2 separate regions of the Mus musculus genome follow, and region 1 is linked to region 2. Evidence: chromatin loops called from intact Hi-C (ENCODE). Cell type or tissue: heart. All regions are shown on one strand.

Region 1 (8,000 bases), 52 kb after region 2:
TTTTTTTTTTTTTTTTTTTTTTTTGTAAATAATAATTTGACTTTTGACCCCTTGGCAGTTTGTTTTTATCATGTACTTATGGAAACTCAGGAGTTTCTCAGGTGTCGAGGGTCAAGATCTTAGATATGTTTCCTTCCCTGCCTCCCTTCCCTCTCTGTTGCTGAAACACCATGGCCAAGACCATCCATAGTGGTAGGCGAAGAGACTGTTTTGGCTGGGTCATTGTGGCAGCAAGTGGCGGCTTTACCTGAAGCAAAGTCTGCCATATGTCCTCTACCAAGGCCACATCCCCTAAGCCTCCCCAGATGTCACAATCAACTGGGGACCAAGTGTTTAAATATGGGAGCCTCTGGGTGCTATCCTCATTCAAGCCACAGACCCTAAGAAATCATAGCTGTGGCAGAATTCCATCCCTGGAGGAGCCTTCCTGTGCATTGTTGGGTGTTAGGCAATGTTCCTGGCCCATACCCAGTAGGTCCAGGGCTCTTCACCATATGCCCTTACCTTGGTGACACAAAGGAAAATGTCCCTAGACATTTCGGATGAAACTCCAACCAGACAAAATCTCTCCTCTTTGGGAATCACTGGGCACCCCAAGGACACAGATTTCCTTATTGTTTAACTCTAGGATCTGTGAGGGGACGGGGAAGGTTCATTTCCCCCTAACTGTCATTGTATTCACCATCCTGGATGCTGAGGTGGTTTGTTTGTTGTTGTTGTTGTTTTTAAATTTATTTTTATCTTCTGTGTTTTGCCTGCATGTATATCTGAGGGCAGAGTTACAGACAGTTGTGAGCTACCATGTGCATGCTGGGAATTTAGCTGGGGTCCTGTAGAAGAGTGGCCAGTGCTCTTAACTGCTGAGCCATTTCTCCAGCCCTGGCAGCTGAGATTTAAAGTGGTATCATGCTGTAATTTTTTTTTTTTTTCTGACTGTGTTACCATGAATATGACAGTTTTGTGGAATCAGCCAACCTTTTTTTTTTTTAATGCATTGGGATCAATTTTTGTATGAACTAGACGTTTTCCGGTCCATACATTTTTGTAGAACTTAGCAGTAATGTTCTAGTAATCTGGTACTTTGGGAGAGGAGGGGTAAGTAGGGGGGAAGACCCTGTGCAGAGTTGCAAGGCTTTACCTTGGGGTCCCTGTCTCAGTCTCTGGAGTCACAAGCGCTTGATGCCTTACTCAGGCTGGCTGACCTTTGAGCTTCCAGGGACCTTCCTACCTCCTCACTCCCAGGCTCTCCCATCTGTGGGATTGTAAGTGTGTGCTGTGCCTTTTTAACATGGGCTCCAGGGGCTGGTGAGATGGCTCAGTGGGTAAGAGCACCCAACTGCTCTTCCGAAGGTCCGGAGTTCAAATCCCAGCAACTACATGGTGGCTCACAACCATCCATAACGAGATCTGACTCCCTCTTCTGGAGTGTCTGAAGACAGCTACAGTGTACTTACATATAATAAATTAATCTTCAAAACAAAACAAAAAACATGAGCTCTGGAGCTCCAACTTACGTTCAAGTGCTTTGACTGGCAAAGGCGTCTTCCCATCCTCAAAATGTCTTTAAAACGTACATTAGGGCTGGAGAGATGGCTCAGTGATTAAGAGCGCCGACTGCCCTTCCAAAGGTCCCGAGTTCAAATCCCAGCAACCACATGGTGGCTCACAACCATCTATAACGAAATCTGATGCCCTCTTCTGGAGTGTCTGAAGACAGCTACAGTGTACTTACATATAATAAATAAATGAGTCGTTAAAAAAAAACTTACATTAATTAGAGATAGAGGCTGCTGTCTAGCCTGGGCTGGCCAACTTGAGATCTGCCATCTTCAGCAGTTTTTGCAGTCACGCCTGGCTTTCTTTTTCTTTTTGTTTGTTTTCCTTATGTTAACATTTTTAATGTGTATAGGTATCTTGCCTGTATTTGTGTCTATGCACCATGTCTTTGTAGGCCTCAGAAGAGGGTGTTGGATCCCCTGGGATTGGAGTTACAAGCAGTTGTGAGCCACCATGTGTGCTGGCAATAGAACCAGGGGTCCTTTAGACCCGTGGTGGTGTGAATGAAAATGGTTCTGTCGGCTCATAGGTGTGGCCTTGTTGGAGTGGGTGTGGTTGGCGTTACTGAGGAACTGTGTCACTGGGCCTGGGCTTTGAGGTCTTAGAAGCTCAAGCCAGGCCTAGTGTGTCTCTTTTCTATTTGTTGCTTTCTGATCAAATGTCAGACTCTGAGCTACCTCTCCAGCACCACGTCTGCCTGCCTGCCTGCCTGCTTGCCTGCCTGCTACTGTGTTTCCCATTGTGACAATACTGGACTAAACCTCTGAACTGTAAGTAAGCCAGCCTCAATTAAACGTTTTCCTCTAAGAGTTGCTATGGTCATGGTGTTTCTTCACAGCAATAAAACAATAAGACACAGTAAGACAATGTTCTTAACTGCTGAGCCATCTTTTCAGCCTCTAAAAATTTCTTGACATTAACTTGTGGGCATCTTTATCAAAGGCTTGTCAATGCAGAAGCTCTAGTATTCTGATTCATATATTGTGGACACCTTTTTTCTATTTTATTTAATACTCACTTGCTGACCTCTAATTTTCCTGTGTTTAGTTTAATTGAAAGCTTAAATCTTTAAAATTAATTTACATTATATCAAGGCATGTCTTTGGATTCTGGAAAAAGAGCTACTTAAGAGTGCCTGGTGCAGAGGATGTGGGCTTGGTGCCCAGTATTCATAACAGGCAAAGTCAACCCATGGATATATAATTCCAGGCCCAGAGGATCCTGGGTGTACCTGCACATACATAGACACTCAGGCATGCACACATCCACATGAAATAGTAAAATGTAAAAACCAGTTAAAGCCATATGTCTTCCCCTGAGCGCCACAGCAGTCTGACAGTCTTTAAGCTCTCCGTTTCCATTTTCTAGTTTTAACCTTCCTGGGCCTACTGAGATGTATAGTCCTCCGGAAGCTGTGCTTTAAACGTAGGTTGGGGTCCCCAAAGCTTCATTGTTGACATTTAAATCCCTGTCATGAGGAATTAACAGGTAGATGTTTAATCCCGTATTGGTGTTGAGAGGTAAGGCCTCTTGGGAGGGGATTTGGATTACGTGGTACTTTAGGGTGGGGCCTGTGACCGAGTCCCAGAGACTTTATAGGAGGAGGGGGACCACACACACCACCTGGGCGCATGCATATTCCCATACCTTGACGAGTGACACTACATGTACTGAAAACTACAATCGCCTGTGTCACCCTGACCTCAGACCTTCAAGAACTGGGAGCCATAATATGGCCTGCTCCAGTCATTTCTTTATGGCAAAATGTGCTGATAAAGCAAGAAACGACTTTTAGGGGGTTTATTTATCTTTTCCACTGTGGCCAGTGAATGGAATTTCCCTTGTGGCCTGCCACCTAGTCAGTTGGAAGAGCCATGTATGTTTGGAAGAAATGGTCTCTATTTGGGTCAGAGTTATTAATTGTGCTGCCCAGCTGCCTCTGCCCTGAGTTATTCCTGTCCCACTTGAGTTTTGTCTTGTTTACTTTTTGTTCATGGCTCTGGGTTTGGATGGGGTGTGCCTATGGGCTTTGCAACTTCCCTTGATATAGACCCACAGCTTTGTGGTTGTTTTGTTTTGTTTTGTTTTGTTTTGTTTTTCTTTGTAGGAAAAAAAGGGTTTCTCTGTGTTTCCCTGGCTGTCCTGGAACTTTGATCACCAGGCTGGCTTCAGACTCACAGAAATCTGCCTGCTTCTCCCCCCAACCCCTACCATCCCCAGGACTGCTCAGCTATTTGTTTTTTTGAGATATGGTTTCACTACATAGCCAATGCTGTGCTTGAACTCAGAATTGTTCTACTTTAGCCCCCAGATGCTGGGATTACAATCAAGCAGTACCATGCCTGGCTTGCCCAACTTTTATTTTTTGTCTTGGGCCCATTTCTGTTGGTTGTTGTCTTGTGTTCATGTTGCCCTCAGCTGGCGGCTCTTGATTGTGCTCATTTTGGACATCTGTCGTCCTTGCAGCTGCTCAGGGCAGGGCTGGGAACATTTGTTGGAACTTGGCTATAAATTGTCTTGGGGGAGATGAGGAATGGGCGGGACATGCCAGAGACTGGTCTTTCCTTATTCTCCTGTGGGTCACCTACCTCGTGCTGCTGTTCCTGCCAGGAGGCAGCTGTTGGCTCCTCTTGATAGTTGGCAGAGCGTTGTGTGCTGCCTGTTGGCAGGCCGTGTAAGTCCTATCTGAGACAGCTGGATGACGAAGCTGGTGTCAGATCACCTTTGGGTCTTTGTCCCTCCCCCACACAGCTGCCTTACTTTTTGAGACTGGCTCTCTGGCCCCAGACTTGTGATCCTCCTGTCTTAGTGTCCTGAGTGCTAGGAATGTGGGGCGTACAGGAGTACCACCATGCTCCACTGGAAGCCACTGTTGGAAGTCACCGTCTTTTTGTCACCCCTTAGTGCCCCAAGAGTTTCTGCCTCAGTGAGTGAGTGCTTGCTCATGAGGTTTAAGAAAGGGTTCTACTTTCTGAAAGTATTTGAAGCTGTGGGTTTGTGGGTCACTAGTCCCACCTCACACTCAGTTCTGAGATACTGAGCTAGCAGATTGCAAGACTTTTTCCTAGCACCAGAACTTGTGGGCACAATAGGTGTGGGGTGTGGGCAGGTGCCAGTGCCGGTGCCCCCTATTGGGCTGGGTCCCGTTCGTTTTTGCTTTATTCTATTTCCTGGAAGTAGAAAGAGGCAGTGGTGTGTGTGTGTGTGTGTGTGTGTGTGTGTGTGTATGTATGTATGTGTGTGTATGCGCGCTCGCGTGTGCATGCATATATGTCTAGAGATCAGCGTAGCCTGCCTCTGTCTCCCAAGGGCTGGAACTAAAGGCATGAGCCACCAAGCCCTGTGTTGTTTGTGTATAGTGGAGGCAGCACCCTAGAGGTTGGGAATGTCTGCTGTACATATAGCCCCAAGAGGTTAGTGGGAAAATGTTTGGTCACTTCACCTTGCTCTAAAACTGGAAGTCGGCTATTGCTGACAAGATTTTGAGGTGCCAAAGATTGTGTCATGTCCTATTTTGGACTCTGACAGACCCACTGCTACACACACAGTCATTACAGTGGAGGAAAATCCCGTTGTCCTGTTCCCTCGGGTGTGAAACATCAGATCAGCCACTGACCTTTAGCAGTTTTCCCTTGCTCAGTTAGTGCTGGAGGGCAAGTTCCCTGGGGCCTTACTGATTCCTGCAGGCATTTGTGACTACTGATTGTAGCTGTGTCTTAAGTGTAGGAAACACCAAGCGATGTGCTAACAGGCCTGGCTAGCATTTTAAAAACAGATGTGACCAGTGAAGAGTGGCCTGCAAGGTAAGTTTCAAAGGTGGTCTTTTAGGTTGAGTCTTTAGGTTTGTGCTGCCACATGGCCACTGAGCTTTGACCAAATGTAAGATTGTTCTAATTCCAGCTCTTCCCTTCTCTTTTGGGGCAATACCAGGGATTGAAGTTAGGGCCTTGGTATATAGGTGGCAAGCACTCTGAGCTGTATCTCCAATCTGTATGTATGTATGTATGTATGTATGTATATATGTATGTATTTATTGAAAACTTTGAGACAGGGTCTCCCTGAGTTACCATAAGACAACTCTTGAGCTTGTGATCTTCCTGACTTAGCCTCCATTGCAATTGGTTTTACCAATCTATGCTAACAGGCCTGGCTGTCAGCTGCACATTTTAAAGCAGATGTTTAGTGTGGAAAAACTCCCTACTCCTCCGCCTGGCCTGCAAATAGAACAGCCACCAAACCAGAAATGACCCAGAAGAGGGCTTCTTAGAAGTGACAAGGGCAGTGCCCACTGAGTCATCACTGCTCCTCCGGCTCCCTCCTGTCACCTCGCCAGCTCACACGCGCTACTCTCTACTCCCAAGTGAAAGCCACCATCTGTTCCTGTATCTGGTCTTTTAGAGGAAGTGTGGTGAGCCAGTGGTGTCATGAGGCTTGGCATCCCTTAATAATGAGAGAGAGGATTGAGGAGCTTTTGGGAATAAACAAGGGTGTGGGTCCAAAAGGGCTCACCATGCCTAGGCTCTTCTGTAAGGTGCGAATCTAAAGGGGGCCTGGAAGGAAATGAGGGGTATGTGTGTTACTGTATGTAATGGGGAAGAGTCTTTGCAGGATCTAAGTGTGCCTGTTTGAGACCAAAGGGTCAATGTGGTTGAAGTGGGGTGGGTGGTGGAGGGGGTATGGACAGGGACTGGACAGGATGGGGTGGGGCGGGGCGGGGCGGGGCAGGACGGGATGGGATGGGACGGGACAGGAGAGATGTCAAGAGTTAGCTGGGGCTGGATCCCAGACGCGACCATATTGACTTTGGAGCTATTGGAAATCAGCTCCAAAATTGGAATGAAGCACAATGGCTCATATCGATAATCATTTGGCAGCTGAGGCAAGTGGATGAGCCTGAACTTAAAGGAGACTGAAAAACGACAAAATAAAAAATGCCCGAAAGTTCTGATTTCTTTGCTTTTGTGCAGAGGGCTTCTTATCGTTCAGGTACTGAAGTTGGTGACAGTTCTGCAGCCAGAATGCAGTGGGAAGTGGTCCGTGCTGGGAGCAGAGGGCATGGCAAGGCTCTTCCTGCTGTGTTTGGTCACTTGGTGATCTGGGACTGCCTGCCAAGTTACACCCACGCTCTAGTTTCAAGTCTCCAAAATGGGGAGGTTGGTGTGCTCCTTGACAGACGGTGAGGACTAAGTGATTATGTTCAGAAGCCGTGGATGGCATGCCCCAGGTGTGTCACTGTTTCTAAGTGAGGTGCAGCTGTGCTGCACAGGATTGGGCCTTGGGAGGTTCTCTTTGCCCAGTGGAGTTTCTTGCTGAGCCCCTGGTATGATCCCAGTACTTGCAGAGCAGGACTCTTTAGACATGTCATATGGTGGTCCAGGTTGGCCTTGAACTCAAAGTAGTCCTTCTGCCACAGGCTACCAGCCTGGGATTGCAAGTACAAGTCCTGGTCTGCCTACGTGGTTTTTGTGAAGAAATAGCATGTGTAGCCTCTGATAACCTTATTAACATCACAAACCAACAAGCTGAGCTGACTGTTCAGCAGTTAAAATGCCAGCCCTCCCTGTGTCCAGGGCCATAAAGGAAGCACATTGGGTCCCCAAAGAATTGGGGCCTTGCTAGCAAGAAGTTTTGAGTGGGTCCCTGTGCTAGCATTGCCTTCCTGCATCCTCACAGCAGAGCCTGTGCCACACACTGGCTTCTCCCTTTCCTTCTTTGGGACAGTCTCCTGTTGCTCAGGTTGGCATTGAACTTAGTGGTCAAGGGCGACCCTTAACATTTGGCTCTTTTGTCCCCACCTGGTTCTAGCTTCATGTCACTGCTCCTGGTTTATACTGTGCTGGGCAGTATTGAACCCAGGGCTTCTGGCATGGCACTCATGCACTCCCAGAGCTCTTCTGTGGAGCTAGGATTCTGTGCACTGGGTTCCAGCACACAGCTTTGGTTTTTTTTTTTTTTTTTTAATTTTTGGTACTAAAAATGAACTTAGGCCGACACACATTGAGGGAAATGCCCAGCCGTTGAACTTTAATGCAGCCCTCTTTCTTTCTTAAGTTAAGAATAAAGCAAGAGAGCATCCAGATCATTACTGTTTACGATGAGAAACTAACCTTAGTCTTAGATAAATGCACCAGTTTACACACACACAGGGAACCCACGTGGAGTAGGTCTGCAGTCTGAGTGGTGGAGTTGAGTTGAGCAAAGCCACATTTTGGGAGATTCCTGGTAGCTGTGTGTCTTAGAGGGCGGGTATTGCTTGCTTATTAGAGTTCTGGCTCCTGAGTAACCAGGCAGTGCAGGTTTACCTGGCCACTGTTTGTGGTGGCAGCTGTTAGTGGTTACATTTGGATAGTTTAGGGTCGGGGAGGCTCAGCTGCTGGCCTGTCCAGAGGAGACAACCAGGAGGAAGCTGTCTGTCTTTGTGGTCTGGTGTCGTGTAGTCCTTG
Region 2 (8,000 bases):
CCAGCTTGGCCTTAGAGGAGCTATATTTTTTTAAGACCCTGTTGAAATTTTATTTGGAATCATATTACATATATAGATTACTTCTGGGGAAAGAAGTGTGTCTTTAGGATATTTAGGGTATTTTCAGACATGTGTTTAAAATCTTTCTGTAGTTTTCTAATGGCCTGGCAGGTATTTTGTGAGATGCATTTCTAAGGTGGTTTCCGAGTCTTCTTCTTTTTTTTTTAGGTTGAAGGGTTCTTTGGAAAGTCAGTTGTGTTGGATGGTGTTTTGCTGGGACAAACACATGAAGGAGTTTTTCCCTGAAGTGGACACAGGTGAAAGGATGTTTTGCTAAGGCAGACTTGTGAAGGAATGTTTCACTGAAGCAGACACGCGTGAAAGGATTTTCTGCTAAAGCAAGCACGTGAAAGGACACATGGTGACGGATTCTTCATTAACAACACACAAGTATTGGTCTGCCTTAAATTGTGTAGTTGAGCGCCATTTGTCAGGACTCCAGAAATCGAAATACACCAAAAAAACCTTCTGGTAGTATGCTGCGGCTTCTTGCAGCTTCTGAGGACTTGGGTCAACTGGCAGAGTGATGTCAGCTGATATAGACTCGTGGAGTTTTGCTAAGACAGACTCACATGCTGAGGCAAGAGCTGTGGAGAGCACGTGATTTTTGGAGGGAGTGTAAATAGGACTGAGAGGGGCTTGCTTGTAGAGCTAGCTCTGCAATACTTCTTGGTCTCTCATCTTTGATGATCTTTGCTTCACTGAGAGAGGCACAGCAAAGAACTCCTGGTGTCCCTGTTGGTTCTGGTCCCTCCTGCTGACTTGTGCTGATCTGGCTGAGGCCTGGATGTCCCTGTTAGGTGATGGCACTACTGCTGATTCATGTTTGCTCTTCGGACTCTCCCGAACTGGACTGCTGGTGTATCTGTGAAGTGTTTGCAAGTGGATCAAGCTGCTGTTGCTGACCTGTAAACCAAACTGCCGATTTCCTGATAACACAGATGAGAGCTGCTTCAAAGAACCACTTCTAAACAGGTCCACTTCCCCCATGTCCTTTCTTTTCCACTACCTCTGGTAGGTGGTGGGCTAGAAGAAAGGTTAAAGCATTTGAGAACTGTCATTAAAAGTAGGTTTTGAAAAATTAAAGCTTACAGTAGATTACGATAAAACACACATTAAGAAATTACTTTTGCTAAAAACAATAAGAACAAAAGCCTCACTTTGGCCCCACAGAATAACTACAAGCAGGGTGAAAGTCTGTCTGCTCTGCCTGAATTTGTACCTGTCTCCTTCACTTTGAGCCACCTGCTCCCCTCTGCAGATAGGCATGTCAATCACCTTGTAAGGTGGGTCTATTTAAAAAACAGTAATCCCTGGGCAGTGGTGGCACACAGCTGCCTTTATTGACAAAAACAAACAAGCCAGTAATACCCCATCTACCTCATTCTCCTTCAAGGCTGAAGGCACAAAGATACCTGAGAGCCGGAGAAACAGTTCCATTGGTAGAGCAGTCACCTGGCAACCTGCCCTATTTCCTATCACCAGCAGTGCATAAAACCAGGCATGGTGGCACTTTTGTTTCCTAAGATTCTATGAGAAAAAGAAAAAGATAAAGGGACAAAGCCATAAACAGGTTAATTAAAGCTCAGGCCAGCCCTCAGATGAACCTGGTGTCAGGAGAGCTCCTACTTGTGCCCTCCCCATTCCGCACTGATCAATCCGTTCCTTTCTGTGAGCTTTACCACTGTTCATCAATCAGCACTTGAGATGGAGGCTGAGCCTGGGCTGGTGGGGTTGTAGGAGCCAGGACAGCCACCCGACTTCTGCTTACGGGTGGTGTTTCATTTTATGAATAGTGCTTCCTAACTGTTAGCAGTGAGTCAAGTTCAAAGGACTTGTATTGCTTGTTGCAGAGGGATTTTAATCCAGCAACATGGCTACTCTGGCTGGAATACAGACACACCATTAGTACACACCTTTAATCCCAAACAATGAAGGTGAAGTTAGTTTGTAGAAGGAAGCAGCCATGTTTGAAAGTGATGTCTAATTCAGTAGCAAACAAAGTGATGAATCAGAGAAAGATTTGACACAATAGGATCTGCCCAATCCTCATGAGAACAGAGAGGAAAGTGACATGACTTAAGAGAGAGCAGCACAGAGAGAGAAGACAGTGTTACTGGGACAGCTGTACAGAGACAGGCTGCAGAGAGAAACTAAGCTAGACATAAGTGAATACAGAATGAGCCAGAGAATGAGAAGGAGCCAGAAGATTAGAACAGATTGCCAAAAGTAGTATGAGGCCAAGCAGAGCAATTCAGTCAGAAGCTGAAAGAAGCCAGTTTGAACCAGTCAGCATGAAGAGGAGTTTTGAACCAGAACTGTGGAGTTGACCAGCCAGCCAGAGTTCAAAAGCACTAGAAAGGGTAAGCAAATTCAGCAGTAAGTCTCAGGCTAAAAACATTCGAGGTTAGATAAGACTGTATAGAGGGGAGAAGCTTCAGGGCTAGGCCTCGGTTAGCAGACTGAGCCTCCTAGATGACAATTACATCAGGCAAATAAAAATAAAATTTACAGTTTGTAGCCCCCCTCCTTTTGGTATGGTTGATAATTTGGGGTTGAATTCTAAATACTGAATATCATAAATTGTCAGGACTCCTTTGTTCATATAATGAAGGTTGTGGACTCCTTAGAAATCCATAAAAAAAACCCTACTCCTGGAATTACAGAGACTAATTATACAGCAATACAATTCTGTTCACAGATCCTTGGGGGAGCCCATGAATCTCCAGGCTCTGTAGAAGTCTTGGGTAGAGAGAGGTTTCTTGCAAACTCCGGTGGTGTGCATAGCATCTGGGAATGAGCTACAGCTCAGAAGTCTTTGTCCATCTCTGGTTGGCCCTAGCTTGCTTGGGTGCATCCTTCCAGGAGGCCCTTTGATGCTAGATATCTTTGAACCACAAGTAAATCCCAACCACCCAGAGTATGGGGGCAGATTGCATTTGGCAAAAGCAAACACACTCCACAGATGATAGCCTCAGACAGACGGCGGCTATCAAGACATTTAATCAGAGGGCTCTGGCATTTCAGAATTTGAGGGTTTGGAGTTTTGTTGGCTTTGGGGAATAGGCAGAACTTAATAAGCCAATAAATTATTCTTCAGCTCTCTGGTGCAAGCTGTAAATAGCCTTTGACAGGTTCTGCCTGTCATCTTATGAAGAGCATTAACCCTCTCTCTAACATCTTTTTCTGAAGGAAAAGCATTTCCAAATATACATATTAATTACAAAATAATAAGACAAATGAAAGATTACAAAGGCAGTTGCATTTTTTCTTTTTCCGGAATCAAAAAGAATTGTTTAAAATATTTTTAAAGTACATTTTTTTAAACTTTTTATTAATTTACATTGTGTTTTGGCAACAGGCAAATTCGGCTTCTTACCAAATAGTGACTGGAGGGGGAATGTCACTGTTTAAATTTAGAGATCTTAATCATTTAGTTGGGAAGCAATTTTGCCTCTCTCTCTCTCTCTCTTTGAAAGCATTGCTGAAACCAGAGCATTATAGTCTTGCTTAAAAGGAAACAATAATAAATATAATCGAGGGTTTTCCATAACACGTAATTGCAATCACGGGGCCTGCTGGAGAAAAAAATATATCCTCCACATGATGTAGTCAGTCTAATATTATTTACCATACCTATTTAAATTAGCTCAAACCTTCATCAAGCATGTTCTATATGCCATGCACTGTGCTAAACACGAATACTGCAATATTGGCTAAGAGTCTAATTTTTATAGCAGGCTTATATGCTTTGTGCTAAGCACACCAACAAGCCAGGGCCCTGAGGCCCAACAAAACAAAACACAACTTGAACATATTTATTTTCGAGTTTAAAAATCCTATGTGTTTGTGCATGTGTGGGCATGTGTATGTGTTTGTGCATGTGTGGGCACGTGTATGTGTTTGTGTGTGTATGGGTGCTTGAGGTATGGGTGTCAGATCACCTGGAACTGGAATTATAGGTGGTTCTGATCTGCCCTGCTTCAATGCCGAGACCAGAGCGTGGCCCTCTGACAGCAGTACAAGCTCTTAACTGCTGAGTCGCCTTTCTAGCTCCCTAGCCCAAATCTTTTTAAAGATGTGGTTATTGTCAATGGGAGTGCAGTGAATTTTGCATTCAGAAGAATGCAGACATTGTTTTTACCTCCACTCTTCCCCCTTTCACCCATAGTTGACCCACAATACCCTGGACATGGATAGAAATCCAAGGGGCTTGGGAATGGACTTGGTGCAGAAGTCAAGGTGATATGAGGCATTTTCCCAAGCACATGGCTGGAACAAGAAGGGTGAAAAGCAGTCTTCTGGTTTTGGACTATCCTGGGTGGTGGTTCAAGATTTGGTGGCTGAAGAAGTGCTTGGTGACAGGAGCCTGGTATAGCTGTCCCCTGAGAGGCTTTGCCAGTGCCTGACCAATACAGATGGGGATGCTCGAAGCCAGCCATAAGACTGAGCATGGGTTGTGGGGGCAATGGATGAGTTAGGGGAAGTGACTTTAAGGAGCTTAAGGAGATTGCAACCTCATAGAAAGAACAACAATATCAACAAACCAGACCCCGCCCCCCACCCCCACCCCCCAAGATCTCTCAGGGACTAAACCACCAACCAAAGAGTACACTCCAGCTTCATATGTAGTAGAGGCATCAATGGGAGGGGAGGCCCTTGGTCCTATGGAGGTTTGGTGACCCAGTGTAGGGGGATGCTAGGGCGGTGAGGCAGAATTGGGTGGTTGAGTTGGAAAGGGGGATGGAATGGGGGCTTGTGGAGGGGAAACTGGGAAGAGGAAGAACATTTGAAATGTAAATAACCAATTAAAAAAATTTTCGTGGCTGATGCAGGGAGAGGTTATACCACAAGGGGGCACTATTGCTGCATACGTTTCAAGGCGGTGCTGTGGCAGGGCTGGCTAAAGATCTGCTCCTAACAAAGGACGTCCAGAGACTGTAATCAGGAAGGCTACCCGGAGAGGACAAGCCAACTCCTCCACAGAAGGAGAATAGGAGACTAAGTTTGTCGTGGGAAGGCTCTAGACTAGAGCATTTCAAAGGATCAGGGCACGTGGGAACCTGTGGAGACTGACTTGACAAATCCACTGGACTGACTTAGGCAGCTCAAGCATTTAGCTAAAAATTAATCTGTACCGTTTGAGGAGATTGCTGGGTGAAATCACGAGTCTGCAGGCTGAGCTGGGCAATATGTTATCTCTGAAGTAGTCAGGCCCCATTCAGTCTGCTGCAGGCCCCAATAAGAAAGACTTAAAGAGAGAACTTGGGGACTGCCTGACTCTTTGAGCTGGGACAGTGGCCTTCTGCTGCAGGGCTCTGCCGGTCTCCAGCGTCCTGTGCGCCAAGTGCACATCTTGGGAATTCTCAGCCTCCATAACTATGCCATGCAGTTAATATGCATGCATGTATATATGATTGTATCTATTATATACACATACTATGTGCTTTATTAGTGTATATACACTATATTAGTACACACATATGTCTGTATGTCTATAATATGTACACATGTTTATATATTCTTTTGGATTTATTTCTCTGGAGAAGCCAGACTATACAGCTTTTACAGAACAGCGTTTGTCTTATATACATAGGGTTAGGAGATGTTTGGCATAGTTTGTGAGCTTTGTAAAGTAGGCCGGCTCTAAATGGCTAAAACCATATTTGGCCTGGCAGACAGGCATAAACAACAGGGGAGATGTGGAGGACCATCACACAGGGCTCATTACAAAACAACCGTAAAGGGAAAGAGGAGGACCCTAAATTAGGAAAAGTCTCAACACTAACAGTTATCAATGCAATGAGCCGAGGGCCTTACATTCCAGATGAACTCCCTGTCACCCTTGCTTGTCCAGGTACAACAAGGGCTCAGCTAGCAATAGCAATAGGAACGAATAGAGTCACCGTGAAAAGCATCCTGGAAGGTCCCCCAAAAGTTAAATCTAGGGTACCATGGGATCCAGTCATTTTTCTAGTCCCATTCCCTAACAGACCAACAGACTCAAAGAGACCCTCATGTGTCCACGTTGTGAGCTAGCATCCTCATTTCTAGAACAGGTGCCTGTCAGAGAGGGACAGATGAGCAAGACATGGTCCATATGTGTATCAGGGAATGCAAGCCGCAACTTCTAATATACATACAGAGTCAGCCTTTGAGGAGACAAGAGTCCTGATCCATGCTTGGCCAGCAATGACCTCTGAAGCAATCCTGGATGGAATGAGGGGATTGTAAAAGGACAAACATCATATGATTCTATTTACCTGAATTCCCCTAGTAGCTAGACTCATGAGTCAGAGGGTGGAACAGTGGCGGCAAACCTGGAATCCCAGCACGGGGAAGGTGCTGAGCATTTCTGCTCTATGAATTTTAAGTCTTGCTATTGTGGGATGCTATGAGATGTTTGGGAGGACAATCCTGCCTGCTGCCTCTGGACTTCACATGGGCTGCTGAGCCTATGATCCTGACTGTGACCATCTCCCCCAGGCCTCCCCAGGCCAGGCTTCTTCATGATGGTGGCTGCGTTCCCTCTACAGTAGCAGCCAGTGCCAGTTGCCAGTGGCACCTCATGGATTCATGTTTCTGCTCTGTTTCCTTAGCCTACACTGCGAACATAGACAAGCAGAGACTACCCAAGTCACTTGGAAGGTCGAGGTAAGACGATCAGGAATTTGAGGCTAGCCTTGACTTGAGAGAGAGAGAGAAATAGAGAGACAGAGAGACAGAGAGGAACAGAGAGAGAGAGAGAGAGAGAGAGAGAGAGAGAGAGAGAGAGAGAAAGAGAGAGAGAGAGAGGGAGGGAGGGAGACAGAGAGACAGAGAGAGAGAGAGAGAAAGTACATGCTCACGAGAAGGCTTTAGGTAGGCCCTACTATTGGGAATGGGAGGGTGTTGGTGGTGCATTGAGGGTTTATCCTAGACAGCTTACCAAGAGCCTTATGTAGCTGGAGGGGTGTGTGTGTGTGTGTGTGTGTGTACCAGTCACATCACATTTGTACTAAATGAAGGGTCAATTCCAGCTTTGTCCCTTTGGCACCAATTACAGTAATTCCTCAACTCATCCGCGGGGGGAGGGGGGGGTTGGGGAGGGCTTCCCTTCTGATCTTTGTGATAAGAGTTGAGCAAGGTTTGTGATAGCTAAAATCCAGCACAAACTGTTTCAAATAGCCCTAGGGGATGCTGCATCTTTAAGGCAGCCAGGAAGGCAAGGGAAAGCCCAATGTGAGTCAAATTGCCCATCTCCAGCATAGGAGGGTGTGGGGGCTCATACCTATAAACGTAACACTTGGGAGGCAGAGACAGGAAGATTGGCAAAGCTTATGAAGCTAGCCTGGGCTACAAAGTAATTTTTAGGCCAGCCTGGGCTATGGTGTGATACTTTGTCTCAAAACAAAACAAAGTACCTTTAATTGTAGCACTTGAGAGGCAGGAACAGGCAGATATCTGAGTTTGAGGCCAGCTTAGTCTACTTAGTGAGTTCCAGGAGAGTATGGAGGTATGTAGGGAGGCGTCTCAAAAACAAAGAAACAAGCAACAAATATTGGGGCTGGAGAGACGGTTCAGCACTTAAGAGCACTGGACCGCTCTTGCATAGGACTTAGGTTGGTTCCCACATGGCAGCCCACAACTATTTGTAACTCCAGAGCCTGACCAATGCCCTCAGGCTCTCTGTGAACACCAAGCATCAGTGTGGCACACAAACATACATATAGACAAATACTCATACAGATTCTAAAAAACAACAAACAAACAAACAAAAACAACACAGGGCTGGAGAGATGGCTCAGCAGCTAAGAGCACTGACTGCTCTTCCGAAGGTCGTGAGTTCAATTCCCAGCAACCACATGATGGCTCACAATCATCCGTAATGAGATCTGATGCCCTCTTCTGGTGCTGTCTGAAGAGAGCTACAGTGTACTTATGTATGATAATAAATAAAT

The links. A loop is a pair of places that touch in the nucleus more often than their neighbours do. Peaks named below come from ENCODE experiments on the same cell type or tissue, not always from the same donor. Only the 100,000 strongest peaks of a DNase experiment are listed, where the experiment ranks them.
Region 1: a loop joins it to region 2, with 2.2 times the contacts of the local background. A loop is called at or near these places in 6 of 42 quality-filtered maps.

What each region holds. Positions count from the first base shown.
Region 1 is chr17:12,756,042-12,764,041 of GRCm38, reverse strand. All of the region lies in intron 1 of Igf2r (insulin-like growth factor 2 receptor), which reads left to right. All of the region lies in intron 1 of Airn (antisense Igf2r RNA), which reads right to left. Among named protein-coding and RNA genes, the nearest start is that of Igf2r, 9.7 kb to the left of the region's middle. In heart, a CTCF peak has its summit at 3,965 (motif pointing left); DNase peaks (open chromatin) are centred at 4,161, 5,091, 5,891, 6,711 and 1 weaker place; H3K4me3 peaks cover 4,644 bases; H3K27ac peaks cover 3,786 bases.
Region 2 is chr17:12,807,582-12,815,581 of GRCm38, reverse strand. The region is part of intron 1 of Airn (antisense Igf2r RNA); the gene reads right to left. Among named protein-coding and RNA genes, the nearest start is that of Igf2r, 42 kb to the right of the region's middle. In heart, a CTCF peak has its summit at 4,914 (motif pointing right); a DNase peak (open chromatin) is centred at 4,981; H3K27ac peaks cover 3,111 bases.